Regions from separate parts of the Homo sapiens genome. Here region 2 is linked to region 1. A link is an interaction called in ENCODE POLR2A ChIA-PET data of the cell type or tissue named here. Cell type or tissue: HepG2. All regions are shown on one strand. Each heading gives the region's core, and the rest is flanking DNA. Links, peaks and the distances in the headings are about the cores only.

Region 1 (16,279 bases), core at 4,022-12,021:
ATTTCCATACATCTTCTGAAATCTAGGCTGAGGTTCCTAAACCTCAATTCTTGACTTCTGTGCACCCATAGGCTCAATACCACATGGAAGCTGCCAAGGCTTGGGGGTTCCACTCTCTGAAGCCCCAGCCCAAGTTGTACAATGGCCCCTTTCGGCCATGGCTGGAGCAACTGGGACACAGGGCACCAAGTCTCTAGGCTGCACACAGCACGGGGAACCTGGGCCCAGTCCACTAAACCACTTATTCCTCCTTGGCATCCAGGCCTATGATGGGAGAGGCTGCTGTGAAGGTCTCTGACATGACTTGGCGACATTTTCCCCATGGCCTTGGGGATTAACATTAGGCTGCTTGCTACTTATGCAAATTTCTGCAGCTGGCTTGAACTTCTCCCCAGAAAATGAGTTTTTCTTTTCCACTGCATTGTCAGGCTGCAAATTTCTTTAACTTTTATGTTCCATTTCCCATTTAAAACGGAATGCTTTTAACAGCACCCAAGTCACCTTTTGAATGCTTTGCTGCTTAGAAATTTCTTCTGCCAGATACCCTAAAAATCATCTCTCTCAAGTTCTAAGTTCCACAAATCTCTAGGGTGGGGCAAAATGCTGCCAGTCTCTTGCTAAAACATAACAGGAGTCACCTTTGCTCCAGTTCCCAACAAGTTCCTTATCTCCATCTGAGACCACCTCAGCCTGGACTTTATTTTTCATATCACTATCAGCATTTTTGTCAGAGTCATTCCACAAGTCTCTAGGAGGTTCCAAACTTTCCCACATTTTCCTGTCTTCTTCTGAGCCCTCCAAACTGTTCCAACCTCTGCCTGTTATCAAGTTCCAAAGTCACTTTCACATTTTTGGGTATCTTTTCAGCAACACCCCACTCTACTGGTACCAATTTACTGTTTTAGTTCATTTTCAAGCTGCTGATAAAGATATAACTGAAACTGGGGACAAAAAGATATTTAATTGGACTTACAGTTCCACATGGCTGGGGAGGCCTCAGAATCATGGCGAGAGGTGAAAGGCACATCTTACGTGGCAGTGGCAAGAGAAAAATGAGCAAGATGCAAAAGCGGAAACACCTGATAAGCCATCAGATCTCATGAGATCTTATTCACTATCACAAGAATAGCACGGGAAAGACCAGCCCCCATGATTCAATTACCTCCCCCCAGGTCCCTCCCACAACACAGGAATTCTGGGAGATACAATTCAAGTTGAGATTTGAATGGGGACACAACCAAACCATATCAGGTGATATTTAAGCATCATCCAGTAAGGTTCTGAAGGCAGTCATATGTAATCACGGTACTGTACATTTTGATAGGGCTTTATTCTCTGTCATGTGCTTCCCCATCCATTATTGCCTTATTTTTTTAATAGTGCTCAATAAAGATTTATTAATCGAAGGGATGAAAGAATGACCTTATTTTCCCATAGCAGCATGATGCATTACTGCCTTTAAATCCATTCAATAGTTTTTTTTATGTAGGCATTATTAACTGTAGCATTTACATGTATATCTGTATACGTACATTATTATTGAAGCAACTGAGATATAGAGATGTAAGAGTAGGCCCAGCACCCAGGTCTTCTAACTGCAGGCAGAGTCAGTATGTTTCCTAACATAGCCCAATACTGTCTACAGATGATACCCCTAAATGCTTCACATAATGAGGAAAGGGGGATAATGAGATTCTTGAATGCATTTACTAATCTAATTTTCTTCCCTTCAGAATTACTACTTGGATGAATTTGCAAATCTGTTAGACGAACTTCTGATGAAGATTAATGGTTTGTCCGACAGCCTACAACTCCCCCTTCTGGAAAAAACATCCAACAACACAGGGGAGGCAAGGACAGAAGAGAGTCCCTTAGTGGACATTTCTAGTTACCAAGCTGCTGAGGTAAGACCATGCAAAATTATTTATGTCAATTTTCTTCATAGCAATTTAAGTTCTAAAGGAGTTTTGGAATAGTTGTTTTTCCAAATTATAAGGTCCATTTGCATAAATATTCTTTAGATATCATACTGCTGATAAGATATGCTCTGGCCAGAACTAAAGAACCACTTAAAAATTTAAAGTCCATGATGTGACTTCCAGTTGAAAATGGTAGCATAAGTATCTGTCTGCCCCTTATTTCTGATTACAACTGAAATCAACAAGGAGACTGAGAAACAGAAATGGAAACTCGATCTTCCCAGAAACAAAAAAAAACCCAGAAATCTATGGCCCAGAATGTGACCAGTAATCTCAAGAATGGATGCCAAGAACAGTAAAACTTAGACCAAAAGGAGAAAGGATGCTACCATTTCCAAGAGCACACAGAATTCTCCAAGTTAGACAGTGTATCTGGAGGAGCCAACAAAGGCCCCTGGTTTGGACGAATAGATTATAGAGCACTAAAGAGTTTAAGGAATCTCCCTGAGACCTAATGCCACAGAGTTCCTGGGACATAGGACTGAAGGACAAAACGTGCAGGAAGCCGTCTTTGTAGGAAGCTGTTTGTTGATGTGGCTGCCTAGGGGAGGAACTATTGGTGGTTCACAGACCTAGAGTCACACTACTTGCAAACTATAGAAAAATCAACACCAATAGACACACCATGTGCCAGGTACACAGTGAAAAAGAAGGATGAGTGCCATGCCCCAAAGATAAATAGCTTCCAGTGGTAACTTCCCTGAGATCCAGAGAGATACTCTGCTGGCCCAGAGCTGTCATGTTCACATGACTGAGTGGCAATGAAGGAGCTCTCTGAAGGCAGAGGAGAACATGAAGTACCTGCTATAAGCTCTCTGCCCCAGCCCTTCCCGGGCCCTAATTCACAACAACCCAGGGAAGAACACCGTTTATGAAAAGTTGAACTTCCACATGTAGAGAGGAGTAGAAATAATAAAAGCAAATAATTATTGCATCTATGCAAATCTGCTTCAGGAAAAAGCAGTATGTAAAAATGACCAAAAGTGAAGATGAAGGGTATAACTTTGAAAACAATTGCCATCAACAGGTAAAAATTGTAACCGAGATGTTCTCCACACAAAGGTTAAGTTAATGAAAAAAAAAAAAAAATGTCTCTTTGAAATGACAGTTTGAAGCCAAGATGAAAGAACTCCAAGATGAAATAAAAAGACAGTGAATTAACAGAGTTGAGGAAAGAAATGGAAAAGAAAAAAATAAAGCAAATAGATTCACAGAAAAGAGAATAAACTATATGGATGACATATTTGGGAAAATTCTGCAAGAGAAAAAAAGTTAAAATTGATTTTAGGAAAAGTAATACACATGGAAATCAGACCAGGAAGAATGTGCGTAAGACACGGAAAGGGTATCTATAATTAGTGTCTCCCCTAAAAAAGCCCAGAAAATTTGAACAGAAAAAAATATTTTAAAATATAATTTTAAAAGACTTTACTGGAAAAGAGATATACACCTATATATTTAAAAAAGAACTGTGTCCCAGGGAAGAAATGGATTCACATCTATTAAAACTAGAACATGGGTGGGTGTAGTGGCTCATGCCTATAATCCCAGCATCTGGGAGGCCAAGGCAGGAGGATCACTTGAGCCCAGGAGTTCAAGACCAGCCTGAGCAATATAGTGAAGCCCTATCTCTCCAAAGAAAAAAACAAAACCTGTGGTCCCAGTTACTCAGGAGGCTGAGACGGAAAGATTACTGGGGTCCAGGAGGTAGAAGCTGCAGTGAGGGGTGATCCAGCCTAGGTGACAGAGTGAGACCACGTCTCAAAAAAAAAAACAGAAAACAGAAAAAATAAAAATAAAAAATAAAACACACACTAATAAAGTCGCTGGACTTAAAAAAAGATAATCCTACTGACACCTAGATACCTCCTACCCCTGAAAATCAAGTCATCTCCAAGTGAGTTAAAATTATTTAAGTTATGGCCCGGTGCGGTGACTCACGCCTGTAATCCCAGCACTTTGGGAGGCCGAGGTGGGCGGATCACGAGGTCAGGAGATCAAGACCATCCTGGCTAACACAGTGAAACCCTGTCTCTACTAAAAATACAAAAAAATTAGCCGAGTATGGTGGCGGGCGCCTGTAGTCCCAGCTACTCGGGAGGCTGAGGCAGGAGAATAGCGTGAACCCAGGAGGTAGAGCTTGCAGTGAGCCGAGATTGTGCCACTGCACCTCCAGCCTGGGTGACAGAATGAGACTCCATCTCAAAAAAAAAAAAATTATTTATTTAGCAATTATTATTATTGTTTTAATCATAAAAAACTGTTTAAATGTGCATATGAAAATTGGGCAAATGATAGGAAAAACATAATTTTTAAGAAAAGAAAATATAATGACCAATTTTGTAAAAAATAAAATAAAATTGGGTCAGGCGCAGTGGCTCACGCCCGTAATCATAGCACTTCGGGAGGCCTAGGTGGGCGGATCACAAGGTCAGGAGATCGAGACCATCCTGGCTAACACAGTGAAACTCCGTCTCTACTAAAAATACAAAAAAATTAGCTGGGCGTCATGGCACGCGGCTGTAGTCCCAGCTACTCGGGAGGCTGAGGCAAGAGAATTGCTTGAACCTGGGAGGCAGAGGTTGCGGTGAGCCGAGATCACACCACTGCACTCCAGCCTGGGCAACAGAGTGAGACTCTGCCTCAAAAATAAATAATAAATAAAATAAAATAGAGGATTTATACAGAGGAGAAAAAATGGATAGTATTTACTATATTTGTAACATAAAAATGAAAGAATTTAATTGAAAATTTTAGAAGAAAGATAATTGTATGTATTTATATTTAAACCATAAGGTATATATTGTTATTTTTGAATGATGGGATTAAAACAAAGGACAATATATACTGCTAATTAGTGCTTAGCAGAAAGCACTGACAGACGAAATCCCATGGTATATAAAGTGGAGCAACAACAAATAAAAGTAAACTAAGTGTGTGTTCAGCTCAAATAGGAAAAATTCACAACACACACAAATATACACACAGACACACACACTAAGCAAAACAGAAGGAAAGAAGTTGAAAGAATGAAAGTATAATTTAATGAAATCAACAGCAAAATGAAGTAATCCAAGAGATGAATCTTTTTACGAACAATTAAATTGACAAATTATTGGCTAATGTATCTAAATATGATGAACAAAGTGAGTACAATTCATATACAAAATAAAAATGAGAAACAGAAAATAACCTTTAGGAAATTAAATAAATTATAAAATTTTGGAAGGAGAGAACAGTTATCATTGTTTATTATGCAACAAACTGACTTGAGTAGAGACAGAAATCTGAAACAGTATTTGAAGTTCTATCCCTCCAAAAGCACCAGTCCCAGATGGTTTCACAGAGAAAATACACCAAACTATTAAGAAGCATGTAAGTCCAGAACGACCTTCAAACTGTGCCACAGCAGAGACAGAAGAAAAGCTTCCGAATGTGTTTTTATGAAACAAGCAATTTATTGATCTAAAAACTGGACAAAAATATTCCAAATTAAAAATAAAACTACATGTCAGTCTTATTGATTTTTGATACCAAAAATCTAAATAAAACATTAACAAATAGAATCCAGCAGCAGATTAAGAAAATTATATCCCATGATCATATGAGTATTAAATCAGGATACAAATGTTTTAATATTAAAAATTTATTAATAGGCCAAGCACGGTGGCTTACACCTGAAATCCCAGCACTTCGGGAGGCCAAGGTGGGCGGATCATGAGGTCAGGAGATCGAGACCATCCTGGCTCACACGGTGAAAACCCATCTCTACTAAAAATACAAAACAAATTAGCCGGGTGTGGTGGCGGGCACCTGTATTCCCAGCTACTTGGAAGGCTGAGGCAGGAGAATGGCTTGAACCTGGGAGGCGGAGATTGCTGTGAGCCGAGATTGCACCACTGCACTCCAGCCTAGGCAACAGAAAGAAACTCCATCTCAAAAAAAAAATTAAAATTAAAATTAAAAAAAAAAAATATATATATATATATAACTGGGCTGGGTGTGGTGGCTCACACCTGTAATCCCAGCACTTTGGGAGGCCAAGGCAGGTGGATCACTTGAGGCCAGGAGTTTGAGACCAGCCTGGCCAACAAAAATTAACCCGGCATGGTGCACACCTGTAATCCCCACTACTCAGGAGGCTGAGGCACGAGAATCTCTTGAACCTGGAAGGTGGAGGTTGCAGTGAGCAGAGATCGCACCACTGCATTTCCAGCCTGGGCAATAGAATAAATAAAATAAAAATATATGAATAAAATAAAAATAAATGAAATAATAAATAAAAAAAGAATATATTAATAACCTTCACCAAACAGGGAGGAAGCTATCATTTTATTTTTTCCATGGCTGCATTTGATAAAATTCAACATTCATTCCTAAGTATTAAAACATATTCTTAATAAAAATGAAATCGATATTTTTAAAAAAAATAGGAATATAGCTCAAGTTAAATGTCAGTATTATATTTAATAATACAACATCAGAGCCTTTACTACTAAGGTTAAGGACAAAAAGATTGTCAGTTCAAAAGTCCTACAACAGGCCGGACACAGTGGCTCCCGCCTACAATACAAGCACTTTAGGAGTCCGAGGCTAGAGGATCACTTGAGCCCAGGAGTTCGCGACCAGTCTGGGCAACATGATGAGATCTTGTCTGTACAAAAAATACAAAATTAGCCAGGTGTGGTGGCACACACCTCTAGTCCCAGCTACTTGGAAGGCTGAGGTGGGAGGATCACTTGAGCTCAGGAGGTCAAGGCTGCAGTGAGCCATGATTATGCCACTGCACTCCAGCCTGGGAAACAGAGTGAAAACCTGTCTCAAAAAGCAAATGAAAACAAAGTCCCACCACAGCATTTTAAAGGCGTATGGCTCATCTCTTTCCTTTAAACCCGCTTAATTTGTTTATATATTTTATAGCTCATATAACTAGCAAGAACTTTAAATTTATAATATGGTTGAGCAGTCCTTTATATACACAACACACACTATTGTGAGTCCTTATACAGTTACAACACATAGTAATCTATACTAATTTCCTATGGCTGAGAAAAGAATTTCCCTCAAATGATGGTGGAGGCTTGTAGGTGCTGTCTTTGCCCTTATGACTTACTTTTCTTGTGTATGAGTGGGACGTTTTCAGCAACAATGCAATCATAACTTTGGTTTCATTCCACAGGAAAACACAACGCTTTCTGGACTATCACTTTATGAGGTATTTATCAAAAGTATGTTTGGCAAAAAGTTAATGCTGCCAAGGGTGGGTCTCTCTCACCTGGCTCCCAGGTGGGTTTCTGCCTGCAGAACTCAAGTTTCTGCAACATGAGTTTAGCTGGCCTCCCTGGGAAAGAACCAGGAATGTCATTGGTCTTGGAATAGGCCAAGCAAGCTGGACTTTACAGAACAGACCCTTTTTTGTGTGAGGGGATCTGAGGAAACAATTCGTTTGAATTTCCTAACTTCAAGGCATTTATTTGTTTCTTCATCTTAACCATTAATAATTAAGATTTGTATCTTTATAAACTAGAAGGATTGGATGCCTGGAGCTATCAATAACCACCTACAAATCATATTGTTCTTTGTATTTTTAAAGTGACTCATGGCAACAAAATGCGGTGAGTTGCCAGCCCCCACCTTCTCCCCCTTGCCAGCTCGGCCCCCTTAACGGTTCTTGGCACTCTGTGGCCTCTCAGCTATGTAGCCTTGGACCCCGAAGAGACCTCCCAGCCGGGGGCTGCTGCTGATTGGGCAGAAGGACCTCCGAGCTCTTGCCCTGCTCCTTGCTCGGGCCTCTTCTCTACTGCGATGACTCACCACTTTGCAGGAGCTGGCTAGGCCACTAGTCAGTGGATGCAATTTAGAGATGTCAGAAGGGTTTTTCCTCCACATATTTTCCTCTTGATTTGCTTTTGTGAATACCATTGCGTAAGGCAGGAACATCCAGAGGGGAGCGCCTGACCTCAGGGCACAGAGTCTCTCCTAGAGGATTTTTGCCTTTATTTTTTTCAGTGTAATTCCTTAGCACCTACCTGCCAGGAGGAAGGTGAGATGGTTTTTATAACTGTGGAAAATCTGCATTCCCTTTCACATTTGGGGTCCCCAACACAATCTGTGAAGACTGGCGTGCCACAGTCCACAGCCACTCTTTTCAGCAAGGTTTGTGCTCTGAACTCTGCTGGTCAGTGTTACTTAGGAGCAGGAAGCCATCAAGAGGGTGAATTTTCTCTCAGCTTCTTCCTTTAACTTGCCAGTTTGTAAAATAATGAGAAGATTTAGAATACTTAGCTTTTCCCAATGCGTTTACGTAGCCCCCGTCACAGGTGACTGTCAAAGAAATTTACTGAGTTCCCTCAAATCTAGAAGTTTTTGTAGTTATAGTTAGGTTCTGTAAACTTACTGAATCTTCATTGACTTTGGTATTTTCTAACAGATGATGCAATGTATCTGAACACTAAGTTTGAATCCTTGAGGAAGAAACAGGCTAGAAGGGGCTTTTTAAAATGAAATATTGGCCAGGCATGGTGCCTCACACCTGTAATTCCAGAACTTTGGGAGGCCGAGGCAGGTGGATCACTTGAGGTAAGGAGTTCGAGACCAGCTTGGTCAACGTAGTGAAACCCCGTGCCTCCTAAAAATACAAAAATTAGCCGGCTGTGGTGATGGGCGCCTATAATCCCAGCTACTCAGGAGGCTGAGGCAGGAGAATTGCTTGAACCCGGGAGGCAGAGGTTGCAGTGAGCCGAGATTGCACCACTGCACTCCAGCCTGGGCGACAGAGTGAGACTCTGTCTCAAAAAAAAAAAAAAAGAAAGAAATATCAACTCGGCCTGAACATGCAGAAAGTATGATGCCCTAGAGATGCCCCAACTCCTGCTGATAAACATGGAGGTCAGGCAGGTCTGAGGGTTGAGCAACTGTGGAGTGATTCAGTTTTAACTACTGGCTGGGTGACTGTAGGAAAGCGACTTAACTTCTTGGTGTCTTTACATCCTACTCTGTAAAAGGAGGACAGTAGTAGAGCCTCTCCCATGAGACCACTGAGAGAGGTAAAGGAGTTAAAGGAGTTCGTGTCTGCATGCTGTAAGTGCTGTCTATAGCTTTAATAGAGACTATTAACACTTTCACGTTTCATGCATTCCTCAAGTATTTTTGTGCCAGGCACAATTCTAGAGGCTGGGGATCCAAAGATGAACAACATTGACTTGAAAGTGAACTATGTCCACTCAGAAAACATTATATTCCTGGAACTTGGAAAGTACAAATCTCAAAATTATGGACAAAAACCTGAGCAACTTTTGTATCCACTTGGACCTATGTTATGATGTGTTTCTTCATGTGAAGCCGAGAGGGGTCGGTAAGGATGCAAACATCAAGTTCAAATGAGGTATGCTCAGGAAGAATGCACCCCATAGTTCCCAGACTTCATTCAGCATGTTAAGGACCAGTATATTCCTAGACTTAACTAAAAATGATCATTCTCACCTGCTCTCACATCCTGGTTCTGCCCTTGCTAGCTGAGTTCTCATGACTTTCTCTCCACCACTGTGGCTTCCACAGAGACCAGCACTCAGTAAATATTTAGTGAACTGGTTATTGAGCAAAAAGAAGTGGTGGGTGATGTATATGGATAGAAAAGGGCAACTAATAAAGCAAGCATGGGAAAATGCTAATAGGTGGCTCTGGAAAGGGTAGCTGAGTACTTCTGAATTACTCTTGTAACTTTCTTATTAAGTTTAAAATTATTTCCAAGTGAAACGCTTTTAAAAAGAAGCTATTGTGGGTTGGGCGCAGTGGCTCATGTCTGTAATCCCAGCACTTTGGGAGGCTGAGATGGGCGGATCACCTGAGGTAAGGAGTTCGAGACCAGCCTGGCCAACATGGTGAAACCCCGTTTCTACTAAAAATACAAAAAATTAGCGGGCATAATGGTGGGCGCCTGTAATCCCAGCTACTTGGGAGGCTGAGGCAGGAGAATTGCTTGAGCCTGGGAGATGGAGGTTGCAGTGAGCCGAGATAGCACCATTGCACTCTAGCTTGGGCAACAAGAGTGAAACTCCGTCTCAAAAAAAAAAGAAGCTATTGTATTACTCAAGTAAAGAGATGACAAAATGATAGGGTCATAGTTGTGAGATATGATTTGTTTTAATGGTTCTTATTTTTTCTAAGCTTTTCTATGTTTCTAAGTATGTCTTGGAATTTTTCCCATGATGGACATCACAAGAAAAGCTAATTAAATTTAAAAGAACTAGATATGGCTTACAAATACTTAATATATTGGAAGTGGGAATAACTTAAAACCTAAAGAGAAATGTTGAAGCAGACAGCCTTCTGAAATGAATTCTCTCTGCTTTCATGGATTATACTAAGTCTTCCCGGGATGACTTCACAAGCAGGAATGTTTTTGTGGCTGCTGATTCATTCCTTCCTGGCAGACATAGCTCCAATGAAGTTGAAATATTATTGTTAATCCCTTTTATTTAGATGTGTGCTAGAATGGCACTCGAGGCACTAAGGATATAAACCAGGGCTTCTGTATGACTGTGAACACATAATTTATTTACTTGGGCCAAATTGTCTCCTAGCAGGGTTCAAGAAAGTTGAATTCTCAAGGACTAAAATACACTGTCGGCTGGCTTCTTTTTGAGGTTTCTATTTCAATTGGAGTCTTGCAAACTACAATTATTTCCCAAAAGAATATGTAAAATACTGCATTAGTTTGCTAGGGCTGCCATGACAAAGTGCCACAAACAGAAATTTATTCTCTTGTAGTCTGGAGGCCAGAAGTCCAAGGTCAGGGTGTCAGCAGGGCCACGCTCCCTCTGAAGGCCCTGGTGAAGGATCTGTTCCAGGCATCTCTCCAGCTTCCCTTAGCTCCTTGGCTTGTGGCAGTGTAGTTCTCTTTTTTACAGGGCATTCTCCCTGGGTGTCCAAATTTTCTCTTTTTATAACACAATCATATTGGATTAGGACCGACCCTAATTACCTTATCTTAGCTTGATCATCAGCAAAATAAGGTCACATCCACCAGTGCCTTTTTTGTTCTGGAGGAAGAACAATTCAACCCAAAACAAATACATTTAAGCAAATGTAAATATTTGAAGAAAGTATTATAGTTTTCCATTAATTCTAGCTTTTTGAAAAATTTAGTTTCACTAATCTGACAAAACTAAAACAAAATACTCAAAAAATTAGCAAACTCTTCTTTTTTACTCTGTGTAGATCTTAATTTATAAATGCTTTTATAAGAATGATGTTTGTATGTTAGTACATGTTGATTATCATTAAAATTATAAAACAAGTAGATTATCTGAGTATTTGACTGTGGAAAAGATCAAGTAATAACAAAAGATGATTTTTTTTGCTATTTTAAATAATACTTTTAAATAGAAATGCCATTGAGTCTTCCCTAAAATACCATATAGCTATCAATGTATACTCCCAATGGCTTTCTAAGTTACAGAACGCAGGAATGTAGGAGAGCCTCTGAGGTCAGGAGCTCCTGTTGCCTCCTCCTCAGGTAAGTGACTCATTCTCAAGGGATAAAATCACGTAAGAATCCCCAAAGACATACCTCATCCATGTCACCAGCACAACACCTTTAGTAAAGATCGAATCCATTTCCCCAGCGGTTTGGGAGTGAGTGTCTATCTTTGGTAAAATCTAGTACAGCAGTTCCCACTGGTTTTGCACTCTTAACTATGTCTTGAATAATTTATTACTCAACATATAGTTGAAAGGCTTGACAATTAATTGATTTTAAGTAGGACCAAGGAGAAGAAAAATTAGAGCAGATTCAAGGGTTTCCCTATTCAAAGCCATGTTCACTCAACCACTATCCCAGTAGACTTTTCTTGAGGGGAAGACAGAGGGTCCAAGTTACAGCTAGCACACATGGGTGTACCAATGTCATCATTCACTACACCAGTGTGGAGATTTATTCTATCTGATCTTCAGAATTCAAGTAAATATAGAATGAGGTTATACAAATCTCTGGGACTGTAGGGAGGAACTCTTTTCTCATGGTGACCTTCTTCCTGGCTTCTCTTGCTAGTTTATAATCAATTTAAGTATTACTGAAATACTAGCCCTTGTCCTTGAAAAAGTAGAGACCTTAGGAAAGTTTTCTGCTGCAGTTGTCCTGAGTTGAATAATTTTCCAGAGATTTGTGCTTGCCAGGGCCTCCTTGCAGTCTCTACTTTCATAAGTTACTGTGGTTTTTTTTTGACCAACATCCTTGTCCTGTTGCCAGGCAGGAGTAAGGAAATGTAATTATTAAAGTTTAGAAATATGCACTGACCTTTGAAGGACCTACAACACCCTGCACCCTGCAGAAGTTGAGCATCTTTTTTCAAAATCTGCAGGTGACATTATTTATAACTCTCATAGACAGCTGGTTTATTGGATGGTGGGTCAGAGTGGAGAGGGGAGGAACTGGATGCCTTGCACAGAAGGTGGTTATACTATACTATGCAGCCACAGCAATCAACACCATGTGGTCCTGACAGAGGGGAAGAGACAAAGATCCTTGGAACAGAATAGATCCCAGGAATAGAGATCCCAGAATGGACTCACACAAATATGCCAAACTCATCTTGACAAAGGTGCTGAAGCAATTCATTGAAGGAAGAATAGCATTTTTGACAATGTTACCGATGCAATTGAACATCCAAAAGCAAAAGAAAACAAAAAGAACTTGTACCTATACCTCATACCATATACAAAAATAATTCAAAATGGATCATGAACAATGTTTTATGCAAAACATGAAACTGTCAAATTTGCAGGAGAAAAAAACAGGAGAAAATCAGAAATTGGAACTTTAAAAATTGAAAATTTTTGTTCTGGCTTGGTGTGGTGGCTCACACCTGTAATCCCAGCACTTTGGGAGGCTGAGGCGGGCGGATCACTACGTCAGGAAATCGAGACCATCCTGGCTAACACAGTGAAACCCCGTCTCTACTAAAAATACAAAAAAATTAGCTGGGCATGGTGGCAGGCTCCTGTAGTCCCAGCTACTTGGGAGGCTGAGGCAGGAGAATGGCATGAACCCAGGAGGCGGAGCTTGCAGTGAGCCAAGATCACGCCACTGCACTCCAGCCTGGGCAACAGAGTGAGACTCTGTCTCAAAAAAAAAAAAAAAAACAAAACAAAACAAAAAAAAAAACCTTTTGTTCTGCAAATGACTTTATTGAGAGGATGGAAGGACAATCCACAGACTGGAGGGAAATATTTGCAGACCGCATGTTCAACAAAGAACTAGTATCTACAATATATAAAGAAGCCTCAGAATTCAACAGTAAAAATGTAAATAATCTAATTAGAAAATGGACCAAAATAATGAACAGACATTTCACTGAAGAAGATGTACAGATGGCAAACACATGAAAAGATGTGACTATCACTAGCCGTTAGGGAACTGGAAATTAAGACCATAATGATATATCACTACATACCTTAGAAAGACTAAAATAAAAAATAGTGACAACACCAAATGCTGGGAAGAATGCAAAGACCACATCACTCATACATTACTGATGGGAATGTAAAATGGTACAGCAACTATGGGAAATAGTTTGGCAGTTTCTTATAAAATGAAACATGAAAACTTATCGCCCAGAAATTATCTGGATCATAGATCCCAAAGAAGTGAAGACTTAGGTTTACATAAAAACCTGCACATGAATGTTCACAGCAGCTTTATTTGTGACACCTCTGAACTGGAAATAGCTTTCACTGAGTGAATGGTTAAACAAACTGTGGTCCCTTCATATCATGGAATGCTACTAAGCAATAAAGACAAAAAGACTATTGATCCACACAGCCACCTGGGTGAATCTCCAGAGAATTATGCTGAGTGAGTGCAAAAAGCCAAACTCAAAAGGTTACATACTATATGATTCTATTTATATAACTTTTTTTTTTTGAGGTGGAGTCTTCTGTCGCCGAGACTGGAGTGCAGTGGTACAATCTCGGCTCACTACAACCTCCACCTCCCGGGTTCACGTGATTCTCATGCTTCAGCCTCCCAAGTAGCTGGGCCTACAGGTGCACACCACCACGCCTGGCTAATTTTTGTATTTTTAGTAGAGACGGGTTTTCACCATGTTGGCCAGGCTGGTCTCAAACTCCTGACCTCAAGTCATCCACCCACCTCAGCCTCCTAAAATGCTGGGATTACAGGCATGAGCCACAGCGCCAGGCCAATATAACATTCTTAAAATGACAAGATTATAGACAAGGGAAGCAGTTCGTGGTTGCCAGGAGTCAGGGATGAAAAGACGGTGAGGAAGGAAGGAAGAAGGCTTAGGTGCATCTATAAAAGGACAGCAGAAGGGATCTTGGTGATGGAATGTTCTTTACGTTAATTGTATCAATGTCAATATCCTGGCTGGGATATTGTTTTGTAATTTTGCAAGATGTGACCATTGAGGAAAACCTGGTAAAAGGTACATAGGAGTGTTCTGTATTATGTCTTACAACTGTGTGTGAATCTACAGTTATCTCAAAGTAAAAAAAAAATAATTAAAAAATAACGAGGTTGTTATAGCATACAAAATTACAATAAGTTGAAAATGGTATTAACTTAAAAACCAGTGCAAATATTAATTATTTTTCCTAGCAAACAAGAGAATAGTCTAGTCACAAATGTGCATAACAAGTGCTCTTTCTGGGCACCTCCTTTCTCCCACCCAGCCCATGGTTTATCCTTTCCCCAAGTGTCTTTTATAGATGAAAGCTCCAAAGCATGAAGGCATCTGAGCTTCTGCAGTATTTGGACATCCCGAATTGCTCAGATTTCTACCTAATGAGATTTTGGCCTCATCTGTGGGCCCCGCACCATATGTTCGCACTTTCTGCTGGACCAAAACCCAAATAGGGGTGGAGGGAAGAGCCTGTGTCATCTTTTAGACTCTGTAAAGGTGGAGCCATTCTCAGACGCTAAAAAAATCTGAGTTATTTGGGACAAGAGTAATATGTTTGTATCAGTAACCAAATATCTCCGTAGAGAATATCAGCAAGAAGTGTGGGTGGAAGAGTAATTAGAGAATCTGACCAAGACACAGAGATACAGGAGCTGAGCCTGAGTTATGGCCTACTCCCACTGGTGGTATCATTGAGTTGGCTGACAACTTGCTCCTCAAAACACACCATGTTTCAGCATAATTTAACCACAAAAGTCTCACGAGCATTTTGAACAGCATCGTATCCCAGACAGAAATTGACAAAGGAAACTGAGTCTGCCAGTGGCTGCAAAAAGCTGTCCACACACACCACCTTGATAATTTGATCTCTGCTCTCAGGTGATGGGGCCTGCTTGATTAAAAACATGCAGCCATCTGACCTATTGGCAAGACATCTGCCATCAGCAGTGTCTGATTTCTTCCACTTTTGGATCCACATTTGCTGCTTAGCCTAAAAAATAAGTGGAAATGTCTGTGGCACTGGGCAGGGCACAGTGGTATGTTTTTGGCATTTTTCAGAGCAGATAAATTACTTGAGTGAAGGGTAGGAAAGAATATGTTTTCAAAGACTTGAGATTCTCTCCATAGGACAAGAACTTCTAGTTTAGTTACTAATATAACAACCTGTTAGCTGAATATCATTTTTTAAAAACGATATGATCGCCAGTGTCTGTTCTATGGGCACAATTCTTTCCAGAATAAAAAGTTCTGCCTTGCATTTGAAGTAAGTCCTGTTCAAGAACAGCACTGCCTTTGAGGTCAGTGGGAAGTCAGTGTCCAAGCCTGTTCCTCAGCATGCTGGGTCAGAGAAGACATTCATGTGCTAAAGGCCAGTCCTGAAATTCAAATTCTTATGAGACTAAGAAACTCATACAAAGATGAGGATGACTTTTAAAATCATAAGTCTCCTATATATCAGTAATACATAGTCTCATTTCAATTGCCCTTATCTCTATACTAGACTTAAGCACACTGGAAGTTGGTAAATCATAGGTCAAAGACCTTTACAGCAGATCAAATACAGGTGCATTATTGTTTGTAAGGGAAAATGTTTTCTTCATCTTCACCTGTTTGAGGGCTATAATACCTCCTTGATGAGCCACCAGGTCTGTATTATCTCCTCCATGTGACTCACTGGCGTTTCTTTATTCTAATCATGAGTGACTTCAACTGCTATTATTCTTTTGTTCTTTTGTTCCCTTCTGATGTTGAGCCATAACCTGCTCTGTAAACTCCACCAAATGGAAGGTCTTTGCCCCGGAGTCAAAATTAATCATTTAACCACTTCTCCACACGATAATCTCTCACACATGTGAGGAAGTGTTGTGTTCTTCCTCC
Region 2 (16,279 bases), core at 5,569-13,568, 180 kb after region 1:
AAGCTGCAGTCAAATGTCAACAGGAGGGGCCGGGCACCGTGGCTCACATCTGTAATCCCAGCACTTTGGGAGGCCAAGGTGGGTGGATCACTTGAGGTCAGGAGTTCCAGACCAGCCTGGTCAACATGGTGAAGCTGTCTCTACTAAAAATACAAAAACTGGCTGGGTGTGGTGGTGTATGCCTGTAGTCCCAGCTACTCGAGAAGCAGAGGTTGCAGTGAACAGGAGATTGTGCCACTGCACTCCAGCCTGGGCAGCAACAGAGTGAGACTCTGTCTCAAAAAAAAAAAGAAAATGTCAGTGGGAGACTAGAAGTTAGCTCAACACAGTGGAGTGGGAGGAAGCACATCCCAAGCTGGGGAAGGACGTGCCAGCAGGTAAAGATATGGGGGAGAGACAGGACTGTGCAGTGTTGTCAGGGCTGAAGCCAAGGGTGGGAGCATGGAGAGAGGAGGGCCTGGAAGTAGATGGGGTCCATGAGGAGGGTTCTTAGCATCCTTATCCCCCAACTTGGCCATGGGAGACCAGAAAAGTTGGTCAATTATCCAAAAGCAGTCATATTTAAGTCTTTAAAAGATGTTTACTTTAGGCTTTATTATTTGCTTTTGTTTATAAAGACAGACACATGCTCAGGAACTGGCTGAGATGATGCCTTCACACGGATGGATGGAATACCCACAAGGTAATCCTGGAGACATCTGCAGCTGGAATTATTGTAGCTTGGTGTACCCCAATATCTCCAGCTTTTTAAAAAACCTGAGACCTTTATCAGCTGCTTCAGATGAGCTTTGAGATATACAGAAAATTTCTCATTCAACAGAAATTTATTGTACTTAGCTTGTATGCTAGGCTTTGGGGATGCAAATGAATAACTAAGACTCAGACTTTTTCTTCCAGTGGTTTACTGTCTTTGTTCCTTCAGGCTGTTGTAACAAAATACCATAGCCTGGGTGGCTTATAGACAACAGAAATGTATTGCTCACAGTTCTGGAAGCTGGAAGTCCAAGATCAAGGTGCCAGCAGATTTGGTATCTGGTGAGGGCCTGCTTTCTGGTTCATAGATGGTACTTTCTTGCTCCATCCTCAGTGGTGGAAGGGCCAAGGGAGCTCTTTGGGGTCTCTTTTCTAAGGGCACTAATCCCATTCATGAGGCTCCATCCTCAAGACCTAATCACCTCCCAGAGGCCCCACCTCTTAATATCACTACTTTAGGAGTTAGGGTTTCAAAATGAATTTGGGGGCTGGGAAGGCACAAACATTCAGATGATTGTGAAATGGAAACAGTTCCCTTGTCCCCCTCGCAGGGCATGTGATGGAGGAGTGGCTTGCTTCTTCAGTGCCCCACTGCTCAGACCTCTATGGGAGCATACAGATGGGCAGGCTGTGGGGCTCCAACCCCACAGCAGCGCTTAGGGGTGAATGTTTACAGCTGAAGCCTCAGTGGGCATATGTCACAGAGAGCTCTTGTAGTTTAGCCATCCATAGGCGACTTGTGTTAGCTCAATTAGACCCTTGCCTTATTGCAAGGACAGAGAGCTTTCTGTATCTTGGGTTCTTGCCTTGGTGTACTGGAAGAATCGTGTCACATGTGGGCTTGGAGAATGAATGCAAGGTTTTCTTGAGTGAAAGTAGCTTTCAGCGGATGGGAGAGCCAGAAGGTGGATTGGTTTTCCCCTGGAGCCGGGTCACACGGCAGCCTGGGCTCTCCTCTGACCACCCCAGCCAAACTCCCTGTTGTTCTGCTGATCGGTGGCCTGCCAGTATGGCAGTGCCCGTCAGTGAGTTCCTCTGGAAGTCCAGCTGCCTATGTGTTCCTCTTGACGTCCAGCTGCTTGTGTGTCTGCCTGCTAGGGTCTCCGGATTTTTACAGGCACAGGATGGGGGCATGGCAGGCCAGGGTGGTCTTGGGAAATGCAACATTTGGGCAGGAAAACAAAAAATGCCTGTCCTCACCTAGGTCCATAGGCGCAGGCCTGGGAGTAGAGCCTTAGCCAGGAACCATGCCCTCCTCTACCCAGCACTTACCTTCCGTATCATTTAAAGGGACCACGCCCTTCCCTTCCCCACTTCCATCTCAATAGCAAGTACCATTTTGTGGTGCCAACAGGCTCATGGAACCCCATATCCCAGAGTTTTCCTGCCATACAAGTAAAGATACATAGGCATTTTTTAGTTTGTTCAGGCTGCTGTAACAAAATACGTTAGACTGGGTAATTTATGAACAACAGAAATGTTATTTCTTATAATTCTGGAGGCTGGAAAGTCCAAGATCAAGCCACCAGCAGATTCAGCATCTGATGAGGGCCCATTCTCTGCTTCAAAGATGGAGCCGCCTTGTTGTGACCTTGGATGACAGAACGGGCAGGTGGCTCTCTGGAGCCTCTTTTTTAAGGGCACTAATCCCATTCACGAGAGCACAGGAACAGAGCCCTTCTTTTTCTTTTCTTTTTTTTTTTTTTTGAGACGGAGTCTCGCTCTGTCGCCCAGGCTGGAGTGCAGTGGCGCGATCTCAGCTCACCGCAAGCTCCGCCTCCCGGGTTCATGCCATTCTCCTACCTCAGCCTCTCCAGTAGCTGGGACTACAGGTGCCTGCCACCACGCCCAGCCAATTTATTTGTATTTTTAGTAGAGACGGGGTTTCACTGTGTTACCCAGGATGGTCTCAATCTCCTGACGTCGTGATCTGCCCGCCTCGGACTCCCAAAGTGCTGGGATTACAGGCATGAGCCACCGCGCCCGGTCGAACAGAGCCCTTCTAACCTTATACCTTCCAAAGGCCCTGCTTCCTTTTACTATGACTTTACAATTAGGTTTCAGCATATGAACTGGGGAGGGGACAAATATTAGGCCCAGCAGATATGTAATAATAACTAGCTGCCATTTATTGAAGAATTCATATCCTCCATACTAGGTAAAACACTTTCCATAAATTACATCAATTCTTCCACTATCCCCGTGGCAGGTTGTGACTCCCCAAAGAGGGCTGCCGTGATGTATGTATCCCATTCACGTGCTCTCACACAGCGCTGTCCTCCCACAGAGGACCTCCCTTGCATCTAGAAAGCAGTCATGACCACTCTGACTAGTAGGAAATGGCCAACAGGCACCAGTAGATATTGTTCCATCAAGTTTAGCCTAAAGCTGCTACTTACATATTTTAAGTTTGGCCTAAAGGTTTATCTGTACATTATGTGAACTGGAGCCTAAATGGAGTTATATACAGACTGTAGCCTACTCTTGTGCTGTCACTGAGTTTTGGCCAATTGAAGGTTGCCTATTGGCCAGGCGCAGTGGCTCACACCTGTAATCCCAGCACTTTGGGAGGCCGAGGCGGGTGCATCACTTGAGGTCAGGAGTTCAAGACCAGCCTGACCAACATGGCAAAACCCCGTCTCTACTGAAAACACAAAAAATTAGCTGGGTGGGTGGCGGGCGCCTGTAATCCTAGCTACTGGGGAGGCCGAGGCAGGAGAATTGCTTGAAGCTGAGAGGCAGAGGTTGCAGTGAGCCAAGATTGCTCCATTGCACTCCAGCCTGGGTGATGGAGTGAGACTCCATTTCTAAAAAAAAGGTTGTCAACTATGCAAACCATGTTCAAATAAGGCAAACACCGAGCTGTCACCAATCCAGCTGTTTCTGTGCCTCACTTCTGTTTTCTGTATGTCACTTTCCTTTATATGTCCATAAATCTTCTACCATGTAGCTACACTGGAGTCTCTGACTCTGGAGGCTGCCTGATTTGCGAATCATTCTTTGCTCAATTAAACTCTTTTAAAGTTAATTTGGCTAAATATTCTTTTTTCTTTTTTTTTTTTTGAGATGGAGTCTCGTTCTGCCATCCAGGCTGGAGTGCAGTGGTGCGATCTCGGCTCACTGCAACCTCTGCCTCAAGGGTTCTAGCGATTCTCCTGCCTCAGCCTCCCGAGTAGCTGGGACTACAGGCACTTGCCACCACGCCTGGCTAATTATCTTCATTTTTAGTAGAGATGGGGTTTCACCATGTTAACCAGGATGGTCTCCATCTCCTGACCTCGTGATCCACCCTCCTCAGCCTCCCATGATGCTGGAATTACAGGCGTGAGCCACTGCGCTGGGCCAAGATTTCTTTAAACAAAATTTTACAACTGGAAAAAAATATTAAGGCTTTGATTTGTACAACTGCCACTTGCTGGGGTGTAAATATGCCCATGGTGGGTTTCAGGCTACTAAGATGATGTCACTGAACATGAAGCTGGAAAGACATGTGCATTAACACACCATTAATGGTATTTCCACTCTATAGATAAGATCGATGTAAATAACTCCAAAAGCATAAATAACAGTAATATATGGTAAAAAATCATTTGGAAGTGACAAAGAATATATTGCCTTTGATTTTAATACAATGTAACTGTAAGTTTTTGTTAAATCTTAATGGTGCCTGTGATTAACAGGCACCCCAACATTTTTGAACATTTAATGATCAGTTCCTGGAGGCTGGTACTATCTGGCTCAGGCACGCTCCTTCCAAGGCCTAGAATATGGCTTCCACTCAGCTTAGTCCCTCTCAGGGTTGTGCCTGTAGAACTCTGGGCCTGTCGTGCTACCCTCAAGCCCAGTCACCCTGAAGCCACCATGCTGGAGGGGCCACATGGAGAGAAGGGAGAGAGAGAGGGCTAAAGATCCCCAGCTGTTTGAGTCCTGCAACACAGGTACCACACAGGGAGGGAAGAGCCTTCAACACAACCCAGCTCCAGCCCCAGTCTGAGCACACCCATGGGGACCAGAGACCTGAGTCAGCGCTGCTGACCTGAGCCCATTAGCCCCTAGGACTAGGAGACATAATAGTAATAAGTGAGCCGGGCACAGTGGCTCATGCCTGTAATCCCAGCACTTTGGGAGGCTGAGGCAGGTGGATCACCTTAGCCCAGGAGTTCTAGACCATCCCGGGCAACATGAGACCCCATCTCCACAAACAATTTTTTAAAAATTAGTCAGGCATGATACCATGTGCTTTAGTCCCAGCTACTAGGAAGGCTGAGGTGAAAAGATCACTTGAGCCCAGGAGTTTGAGATTGCAGAAGGCGAGATCACACCACTGCACTCCAGCCTGGGTGACAAAGGGAGACCCTAATTCAAAAAAAAGAATAAATAAAAAGTAATAAACGATTATTGTTTACAGCCATGAAGTTTTGGGTTGGTTTTGTTGTTCAACAATAGTTAACTAGAACAGTCCTAAGCTCACAGACAAGGAAACAGAGTTAGAGTGAGCATGAACTCTTCCCTAAGCAGAGAGTGGCAGGAGCTGGGCTCCCACAGAGTTTGTTGTCACCAGTGTCTTGACTGCTTGTTGTTACTAGGCTTACCCTTTAAGATAGCATAACACATTCAGATATTAAGTGAAGCTATGTTTATTTTATTTTATTTTATTTTATATATATATATATATTTTTAGACAGAGTCTTACTCTGTTGCCCAGGCTAGAATGCAGTGGCGCGATCTCAGCTCACTGCAAGCTCTGCCTCCCGGGTACATGCCATTCTCCTACCTCAGCCTCCCGAGTAGCTGGGACTACAGCCGCCCGCCATCAGGCCCGGCCAATTTTTTGTATTTTTAGTAGAGACGAGGTTTCACCATGTTAGCCAGGATGGTCTCGATCTCCTGACCTCATGATCCACCCACCTCGGCCTCCCAAAGTGCTGGGATTACAGGCATGAGCCACTGTGCCTGGCCTATTGAAATTATTTTAAACATTAAATTGATTTCAGTCACTTATAAGTCATTTAAGGTAAGAGGGTGAATTCATGAGTTCCCGAATAGGAAGTGGGGAGACTCGATTTCTCTCTGGCCAGGCTGGTGCTATCAGGAAGTATGCCTTTCTACTGCACGGGCACTGCACTGGTCAGCCGAAGTGTCCTTTCTCCTGTGTTCCCTCGTTTGATAATCAGACCAGTGTTGGCAAGATGGGAATAGAGATAATGGGCCAGCCTTTCTGGTTGCCCATGGCCTAGGGGTGAGGTTGGGCTGGTGGGGTCAGCATGGACATCTAGGGTCCTTGAGTGCAGTCATAGAGCCACGGGCCAAGTCTGGGGCAGCACAAAGAGGGCCTTCAGCTCCACTGAGGGCCCGGAGCTTCTCAAAGGCAGAGATCTTGGCCAGAGGAGGACTGGCAGGGGTTTGGCAGCACAGGAGAAAGCTGGTTTTATGCTGAGCGGTGGCATACAGCATGGCATTGTGGAAGGAGAGGTTCTACACCTGCCTGTGCCAGGAACAACAGGCATCCTGCTGCACGAGCCATCCAGGTGTGAGGGCTCTGTCCTGCCCACAACGGCCAGCCCACCTGCCTGGAAAGCACTGCTGCTGCTTGGGGCCAGCCATTCGATTACTCAGCATATCCTCTGTCCTCTGCTTTGTCTGCTGAAAAGGCCAGGGCTCTTTCCTAGGCCCTTCAGTTCCACAAGCTCGGGGCCCAGCTCTTTGGTGCAACTGTGTGTACTCCTGAAGATGGACATTTTACAGATGGCTCCAAATTGCTCTGTTTTCCCGCTGTCCCAAGCATCTGCAACAGCTAACACCAGGCTCAGGTACATTTTTGTGTTAGGGGTTGCACACAAGCAGATATCCACCAAGATTTTCCCCAACTAGTCACTACTAGGAGCAGTTACTCCTACTAGTCTTTACTGAGCCAGATCTTCGGAAAAGCTACCAGTTAAAATTCTGTCCTGGCCAGGTGCGGTGGCTCATGCCTGTAATCCCAGCACTTTGGGAGGCCGAGGCAGGTGGATCATGAGGTCAAGAGATCAAGACCATCCTGCCAACATGGTGAAACCCCATCTCTACTAAAAATACAAAAATTAGCTGGGAGTGGTAGTGTGCACCTGTAATCCCAGCTACTTGGGAGGCTGAGGCAGGAGAATTGCTTGAACCCAGGAGGCAGAGGATGCAGTGAGCCGAGATTTTGCCACTGTACTCCAGCCTGGCGACAGACACAGTGAGACTCCATCTCAAAAAAAAAAAAAAAAATTCTGTCCTTCTGTGGAAGGTTAGTGCCAGTACTCACTCCCTCTGCTGCCTCTATCGCCTTGCCTAGCACTGCCGGGGACTGAGTGGGGCATGTATCCTTCACTGCAGAAACAGTTCAGCCTGGTTCCATTTTGTCAGTAACAAAATGAAACGAAAAGATGAGCTGTTTTTCATTTGCAGTGGACACGAGGGTTGTAAGTCACATAACTTGAGCATGCCCAGATAAACCAAGCATGCCTGATTGGTGATGCCAGAGCCAACCAGAATGAAAAAGACAATCACGTGCAGAACCACATGCAGTCCATCGAGGAACGAGGTCCAAGTTAAGAAGCGAGGATGCCCTGTTTTGTTGCAGTACAAACTTAAAAGCCAAGAACCTAGCACCACCTCTTTGCATGACCCAGTCCAGTCACGCCTGTTGCAGTTTCCTATCTCCCTCATAGTTGTTCTCTGCCTATAAAACCTGCCCCCAGATCCCAGCCTGGGGAGACAGATTTCAGCACTGCCTCCTGTCTCCTTGCCAGTCAACCTTGCAATAAAGCTTTTTCTTTTCACAAAAGCTGATGCTATAATATTGGCTTCTATGCGTAACTAGTGTGAGCCCATTGCTCAGTGATACTTGCTTTCTAGAAAACCCAGAGAGAATCCTAATCTTTGCAAAAAGAAAGAAAGAGGGAAGGAGGGAGAGGGAGAAAGGGAGGAAGGAAAAGAAGGAAGGAAGGAAGGAAGGAAGGTAGGTCTAATCTTCACAATTTCTGCTTTTTTCCATTTTATACAACAAGATATCCATCTTTGCCAGTGGGCAAAGCTGTGAAAGAACACTGGGGAGAGGGAGGGAGGACACGGGTGTTAAAATCCAACAATAAATGCACATGGAGCTGGTGTTGGTGCGGGGAAGAGGAAAGGTCCGACCTCTGCTGTCCTAAGGAAAAAAAAAAAAAAATCCACCTCTTTAAAGTGTTTTTCCAGAGTTTTCATAATGTTTGTCCTAGTACTCTTCCATGTGAGAAAAAAAGTATATTAAAATATAATCCAAAAAATGGGAGTGTGTGAGAAATGCATTTGATAGCAAGTTATTCACCACAGTATTATCCACAATAATTAGAAATAAAAAATCTGCAATGTGGCCGGGCGCAGTGGCTCATGCCTGTAATCCCAGCACTTTCGGAGGCTGAAGCGGGCAGGTCACGAGGTCAGGAGATCGAGACCATCCTGGCTAACACAGTGAAACCCTGTCTCTTCTAAAAATACAAAAAAATTAGCTGGGCATGGTGGTGGGCGCCTGTAGTCCCAGCTACTCGGGAGGTTGAGGCAGGAGAATGGCGTGAACCCAGGAGGCGGAGCTTGCAGTGAGCCAAGATCGCGCCACTGCACTCCAGCCTGGGCAACAGAGAGAGACTCCGTATCAAAAAAAAAAAAAAAAGAAGAAGGAGCAAGATTCAAGCATCAAATATACATTAAACCCAATGTCACAGGAAGTAAACCTAGATATTCCCTGTTCTTTAATCTCTGTGTGCTAGGAATATGAGCAGTTGCTGTAATTTCTGCATTTGCCCCATTTCCCATTCTTCTCCTTCTTCTTCTTCTTCTTCTTCTTCTTCTTCTTCTTCTTATTATTATTATTATTATTATTATTATTATTATTTTGAGATGGAGTCTCGCTCTTTGCCAGGCTGGAGTGCAGTGGCACAATCTCGGCTCACTGCACCATCTGCCTCCCGGGTTCAAGCGATTCTCCTGCCTCAGCCTCCTGAGTAGCTGGGACTACAGGCGCACACCACTACGCCTGGGTAATTTTTGTATTTTTAGTAGAGATGGGGTTTCGCCATGTTGGCCAGGATGGTCTTGATCTCCTGACCTGGTGATCCACCCGCCTTTTCCTCCCAAAGTGCTGGGGTTACAGGTGTGAGCCACCTCGCCTGGGCTCCATTATTATTAAAAACAATCCTTGCTAGGTGCAGTGGCTCACGCCTGTAATCCCAGCACTTTGGGAGGCTGAGGCGGGCGGATCACGAGGTCAGGAGTTTGAGACCAGCCTGGCCAACATGGTGAAACCCCATCTTTACTAAAAATACAAAAATTAGCCGGGCATGGTGGCGCAGGCCTGTAATCCCCGCTATTCAGGAGGCTGAGGCTGGAGAATTGCTTGAACCCAAGAGGCGGAGGTTGCAGTGAGCCGAGATCATGCCCCTGCACTCCAGCCTGGGCGACAGAGTGAGACTCCATCTTAAAAAAAAAAAAAAAAAAGTCTCTGAGACACGGTGACAGAGAGGCTTCTATGGAGCCCTGAGGATGGGCTGAGGAGCAGACAGTGCTGTCGGCGGCTGACTTGCCGGTTTGGGATCCCCCAGGCCAGTGCCCTGGCTCACAGGAGTGGGGCCCGTCTCCAGGACCCAAGTCTGTGTCTTTCATGGGCTCACCATTCCAATATCTCCCTTGCCCTTTCCATCTAACCACTTAGGCCATTTTTGTCTCAAGGAAAAGCAATTGCCCTTTAACTACCAGCTTGTAATTCTTCAACACACCCACCAGATGCTAACCTGATATCTAGACAATTTGCCTTTTCAAGGACAAACCTTCAGGCCTCCATATAAATGCTCAGCCTCCTCTGCAGACCGACCCTGCCACCTGGGCTTGGCTGTTTGCCTGTGTTGATTTGACTTGTCCTTTTGGCCGATTACCCTCTGCCGGGAATTGTTCCTGATGGTGACATTGTAAACCACCAGTATATTATAGAGCTGGAGAAACACAGCGCCTCGTGCAGGATAGGCAACCTTTCTCTTGCCGAGCAATCACTTTGAACGTTTTGGAACTGGAAGAGGGCTGGTGTGAGGCAAATGGCAATAGCTGTGTGTTCCCGGGGCAGAGGGGCACGGTAGTGGGGGCACCCATAGAGACGATTAGCTGTGAATGCTTCCAGATTCCTCCTTAGAACTGCAGAATGGAAGGTGGTACATACCACTCACTAGAAATGGCTTATGTCCAGGACAGCCAAGACTCCAGAAGACAGTGCAGTCTGTGACCAGGGAAGGACCTGACCTGGCAGGGAGAGGAGCTGCTTAAGGAAATTGAGCCTGCCATGAGATTCATCTCCATAAACAATCCCCAGCTAGGAGATCATAACCCTGCTTTCCAAACAGAGCTGCTGTTTTCTACTGTTGCATAATTACACAGATCGCCCAACTGTTTGGGAGAGACCACACATTACTTTTCCAGTTGTGTAAATAGAAACGAGCCAGCAGCAACTAACTGAGCTCCTGGGGGTAGAAATGAGAAGAGGAGGGATGGTGAGGGATGAGCCTGCTCCCAGCAGGGCAATAGGGAGGCCACTGCCGCTGCCTTTGCCTGGAGAGCCCCTGGCAGCCTGCTCTGCACTCTGAAATCAGTGATAGGGCTGAAGGTTTTCTCCCTCTCTTTCTTTCCAAGCTCGAGGCTTTGTAAGAACTGGATCAGCTGTGGAAATAGTAACACTTTTTCCCTGTCCCCAAAACTTGCAGAGTTAGATGAACAAGGAAGGCAGAGCCCTCAGCCTTCTTGAAGGTTCAGACAGGGCAACTGATGCCTGGCTCCCTCCGCTCCAGCTCCGTGGGCCTTCACATATTCCAAGCCATTCTGTAAAACCCTTCTGCTGAATGAGCGCCTCACTCGTGGTCTTTCCTGGGATGTATTCAAGCTCTCTCTGCACAGACAGGCCTTGGAAGCTCTGCTCATAAACAGAAGCTGATGAAGCCAGCTCTTGGCCTCCGCCAAATCCACATGAGGGCTGAGACATCAAGAAGGGATTTATTCCCATTCTTGCTCTTTGCAATCATCAAAACAACTGTGGTATAGTTACTGATAACTCTTTGACGTGGGGCAAGTTAGGAAATGTGTGGAGGGAAGGTAGGTGGGGGATGTGGTGACTTGTCGCTCAGCGTCAATCTCCAGCATCATACCCCAGTTCTGCCACTGTCCACTCCAGGGCCTTTTTTTTTTTTGAGACAGAGTCTTGCCTTGTTGCCAGGCTGGAGTGCAGTGGCGCAATCTCAGCTAACTGCAACCTACGCCTCCTGGGTTCAAGCGATTCCCCTGCCTCAGCCTCCTGAGTAGTTGGGACTATAGACGCCAGCCAGCACGCCCGGTGAGGTTCTTGGTCTCGGCGTTTGTTTCTCCATTGACAATGTGGGGTCACAGTGAGAGGCCCTTCCTTCTCCATGGGTTGGTTATGAAGACTTGAGCAGCTGATTCACATAAGCACCTGCCATGCTATAATTGTTCAATGTGGCTGAGCACCGCAGCTCATACCTATAATCCTAACACTTTGGGAGGCTGAGGTGGGTGGATCATTTGAGGCCAGGAGTTCGAGACCAGCCTGGCCAACATGGTGAGACCCCATCTCTACTAAAAATAGAAAAATTAGCCAGGCTTGGTGGTGCGTGCCTGTAATCCCAGCTACTGAGGAGGCTGAGGCAGGAGAATCACTTGAATCCGGGAGATGGAGGTTGCAGTTAGCCAAGATTGCACCACTGCACTCCAGTCTGGGTGACAGAGCAAGACTGTGTTCAAAATAATAATAACTATTATAGTTGTTCCATGTGTTAATAATAATTAGCAATCACTTCTCTGGGAACCATGTAGGGTTAGGGTCAGATTTTGGTGAGATAAATCCTATACTGAGCCTCGTAGATAATGGGCACATAAGGGGGTCCTGGTGCGGTGGCTCACGCCTGGAATCCCAGCACTTTGGGAGGCAGAGGTGGGTCATTTGAGGTCAGGAGTTCGAGACCAGCCTGGCCAACACGGTGAAACCCTGTCTCTACTAAGAAACAAAAAACACAAAAGTTAGCCAGGCATGGTGGCGGGCGCCTGTAATCTCAGCTACTCGGGAGGCTGAGGCAGGAGTATCGCTTTAACCAGTGGACAGACAAGAGCCAAGATCGTGCCACTGCACTCCAGCCTGGGTGTTACAGAGTGAGACTCTGTCTCAAAAAAAAAAAAAAGAAAAAAAAGATAATAGGCACATAAGGATGACCAACATCGCAACACTGATTATTTCTCACTACAGAGTGCTTTGTCCCTAATAAAACAAGGGTTGTGAAGTGCCCTGTAAGGATGTGAAAAGTGACTTATAAATATTCATTTACTCTGCCTTCAAGAGAAGGGAGCCGAGGAACCTATTTTACTTCATAGATAAAATTTGTTGGGAAAAAATCTAAAAGCAGATTTTCAATTTCTGAATGTTACTAATCTCAGTAACATTATAAATGGAACTTTTTACTTTCACCTATCGATTTTCTGACTATAATTAAGTTATTTACCATTTGCATATATAGGGGGCCTGGAAAACTCTTATGATTATATGAATGTTTAATGTCTAGATATTAACATTCTACAGATGAAAAATGTCTGGAGCAAAAACCTTACCTGAACTCCAGTAGAAGGTGCTCTTCGGCTTGATGACATTCCTGTCTGAGTACAGCACCCACACTTCCAGATCTGCAGTGGAGGGAGTCAGTGAAGAGCTGACCAGCGCGGGGCTGACCTGCTCACACCGGGCACTTGCACGCACCTCCACCTTTAGACTGCTCACCATCACAGGGCCGCTTTCTGACCACTCAGGGAGAGTGAGGCGGAGACAAATCTTTACCCTGCCTGAGACCAGATTCAGTCTTCGCTCCCTGGATGCAATTGTTCTGAGGGCCACATTCCTCTGCTCACTTGTTTGATGGAGCAAGAACAGATCATCTAAGGATGCTGGAAAGGTTAAGGACCTTCCTGGAGGGCACTCGCTGTGTATCTCTGGTTAGGTTGGCGGTGACATTCACTCTGAGATGGCATGATCAGTAAACACACCACTTGGGGTGGGTGTTTTTGAGAACGTGTGTACAGCAGATTCAAATGACTGTCCTAGGCTCTGGGACCCCAAAAGCAAGTGTCCTTGAAAATGACTCAGGTGCTTAGATCTACATATGTGACACTGTGCTGAGTGTCCCTGTACAGGCCTGTACATGGCTTTAAAGTAGTACATGGCAGATGTGGCATAGAGCATACATAGATAATTAAAGCAAATGTATACTTCATGCTTCATGTCTGTATTTTTGCTTCATATTGTAGCTTGCTAAGTTGCAGTAAGAAAATACTACAGGCAGGATGTGGCGGCTCAGGCTTGTAATCCCAGCACTTTGAGAGGCGAGGTGGGTGGATCACCTGAGGTCAGGAGTTTGAGACCAGTCTGACCCATATGGTGAAACCCTATCTCTACTAAAAATACAAAAATTAGCCAGGTGTGGTGGTGAGCACCTACAGTCCCAGCCACTCAGGAGGCTGAGACAGGAGAATTGCTTGAACCCGGGAGGTGGAGGTTGCAGTGAGTCAAGACTGCACTACTGCACTCCAGCCTGGGCGACACAGTGAGACTCTGTCTCAAAAAAAAAAAAAAAAAAAGGAAATACTGCAGACAGGGAAGCTTGAACAGTATAAGTTTATTCTCAGTTTTGGAAGCTGAAAGTCTGAGATCCAGGTATGGGCCGAGTTGGTTTCTTCTGGGGCCTGTCTCCTGGGCTTGTAGATGCCACCTTCCCCAGGTGTTGTCCCTCTGTGTGTATCTGTGTCCTAATGTCCTCTTGTTTTAAAGACACCAGTCATATTACATTAGGGCCCACCCTAATGACCTCATTAAACTTTAATTACCTCCTTATTTTTATTTATTTATTTATTTTTTGAGACAGAGTCTCACTCTGTCGCCAGGCTGGAGTGCAGTGGAGCAATCTCAGCTCACTGCAACCTCCACCTCCCGGGTTCAAGCAATTCCCCTGCCTCAGCCTCCGGAGTAGCTGGGACTACAGGCACACCCCACCACGCCTGGCTAATTTTTTGTATTTTAGTAGACACGGGGTTTCACCATGTTGGTCAGGCTGGTCTCAATCTCCTGACCTCATGATCTGCCTGCCTCAGCCTCCCAAAATGCTGGGATTACAGGCGTGAGCCACCAAGCCTGGCCTTAATTACCTCTTTAAAGATCCTATCTCACATTCAGTCACACACTAAGGCACTGTGGTTGGGACATCAACCTTGGGATTTTAGGAGGCGCAACTCAGCCCATAGCAATGTTCCAGGTTTCTTTTTCTTTTTAAAACACCATTTATAAATGTAGAAATTTTTTTTGTTTGTTTGTTTTTGAGATAGAGTTTGGTCTGTCACCAAGGCTGGAGTGCAGTGGCGCAATCTCTGCTCACTGCAACCTCCACCTCCCAGGCTCAAGCAGTTCTCCTGCCTCAGCCTCTGGAGTAGCCGGGATTACGGGCGCCTGCCACCACAGCTGGCTAATTTTTGTATTTTTAGCAGAGACGAGGTTTCGCCATGTTGGCCAGGCTGGTCTCGAACTCCTGACTTCATGATCCACCCGCCTTGGCCTCCCAAAGTGCTGGGATTACAGGCGTGAGCCACTGTGCCGGGCCAAATTTAGAAAGTTCATAAGCAGATGACAGACAAGAGGAGCCTGGGGAGGAATCCTAGCCTAGCAGTCTCCATCTTAATCAGAGACAGGCTTTACCCGCAGGTATTGACTGTCTGACCATCGCAACTGTGACCAGTCAGCACCAGTGTCCCAGGCTTGTTCATATTCAGCCAGAGTACCAACAGCCAGCAGAGAATAAAGCTGACTGGCCCAGTCACGGCGCTGCTGCCAATGCTTCTGCTCCAGCCTTCGGAGTCTTCCCTTACCCCACCCCTGCCACAGAACCCTCTTAATGTTCGTACTTTTGACAAGCCCTGTCCTACTGACCCCAGACCCCAGATTGCATTGGCTCCTCAGTGCCTTCTGTACCCTGAACTCACTGCACCAGCCAGTCCACCCAGGCAAAGATGCCATACGAGGCCCTCAGCCCTAATGCCATTTGACTTTATACCCAATACTGGAGAAAGCAGACTCTTTGCTCAATGTTTAATTTCTTAGTTGGAATTTCCAAACTTTCACTCCATTGCAGCACACAGGATGGAGGGCCCAGGGTTGTGAGTGAGTTTACTCTTTTTAACCAGAGTAGTACAGGCATCAGTAGGAAAGGGAATGAGAACCCCATTGCTGGAGACATCACTTTGCCTCTGCTATTTCATTACTTTCTCTTTCTTTCTCTTTCTTTTCTTTCATTTCTTTCTTTCTCCCTCCCTCCCTCCCTGCCTCCCTCTCTCTCTCTCTCTCTTTCTTTGTCTCAAAAAAAAGTCATGTTGGCCAGGATGGTCTCAATCTCCTGACCTCGTGATCCACCTGCCTCGGTCTCCCAAACTGCCGGGATTATAGGCCTGAGCCACTGCACCTGGCCTGTTTCATTACTTTTGTTTTTATTTTTTATTTTTTTTGAGACAGAGTCTTGCTGTGTTGCCCAGGCTGGAGTGCAATGGCGCAATCAACCTTCGCCTCCCAGGTTCAAGCTATTCTCATGTCTCACCCTCCCGAGTAGCTGGGATTACAGGTGCCTGCCACCATGCCTGGCTAATTTTTGTATTTTTAGTAAAGACGGGGTTTCACCATGTTGGTCAGGTTGGCCTCGAACTCCTGAACTCAGGAGATCCACCTGCCTTGGCCTCCCAAAGTGCTGGGATTACAGGCGTGAGCCACTGCGCCTGTCCTGTTTCATTACTTTCTAAGTAAGTCACCATCAGCTTCAGCAGTCTACCATAGGTAACAAATGGCTCTTCCTGAACGCATGTTGAGGACACTTTGAGGTCTGGACCCCAGCTCCTTAATCACGTATATGGAGTGGAGGTGCGCTGTTTACTGTAGGGCCTCACCAGGCTGGCTGTGCAGAGTTTACAGACTGACTTGCATGAAAAAAATTGGAAGGCTCACCCCAGAAAGGAATGTTGGCAAGAGAAGTTATTTACTTAGAGGTTGAACTCTAGTTTGGTCTTTGGGACTTTCCATGCTATTTGAAAGAATTCTGGCATCCCAACTATGTGGCAAGGGCTGACCAGGGTGAAAAACCTGCTTCATGTCACTTTAATTTGGAGAAATGAAATTTGCTTTACTTGGAAACAGTATCCGCAATTAAGCCAAGGAGGGAGGGCGGGGGTTGGAGAAGGTTTCACAGGGATAGCAACATCCAGAACAGCACTTCTATAATCTTTGAGGTGAGATATTTAGATGCCAACAGGTCCAATACTGCAAGAACATATCATTCACTCATTTATTGGAGACAGAGTCTTGCTCTATCACTCAGGCTGGAGAGCAGTGGTGCGATCTTGGCTCACAGTAACCTCTGCCTCCCAGGCTCAAGTGAACCTCTTGTCCCAGCTTCCTGAG

The links. Peaks named below come from ENCODE experiments on the same cell type or tissue, not always from the same donor. Only the 100,000 strongest peaks of a DNase experiment are listed, where the experiment ranks them.
Region 2: POLR2A ChIA-PET joins it to region 1 with 13 read pairs; 7 of 35 experiments call an interaction of 5 or more read pairs at or near these places.

The regions. Positions count from the first base shown.
Region 1 is chr7:47,778,252-47,794,530 of GRCh38, reverse strand. PKD1L1 (polycystin 1 like 1, transient receptor potential channel interacting) reads left to right here. Exons shown (of 57, transcript NM_138295.5): 56 at 1,734-1,904. Among named protein-coding and RNA genes, the nearest start is that of PKD1L1-AS1, 8.9 kb to the left of the region's middle. RefSeq lists a silencer at 7,526-7,820. In HepG2, for the core only: no CTCF peak of the experiment used is centred there; DNase peaks (open chromatin) are centred at 7,750, 10,380, 10,760 and 10,980; H3K4me3 peaks cover 349 bases.
Region 2 is chr7:47,604,696-47,620,974 of GRCh38, reverse strand. No RefSeq gene overlaps it. Among named protein-coding and RNA genes, the nearest start is that of LINC01447, 9.1 kb to the left of the region's middle. RefSeq lists enhancers at 5,664-6,208, 6,209-6,755 and a silencer at 9,866-10,107. In HepG2, for the core only: no CTCF peak of the experiment used is centred there; DNase peaks (open chromatin) are centred at 9,654 and 10,204; H3K4me3 peaks cover 1,265 bases.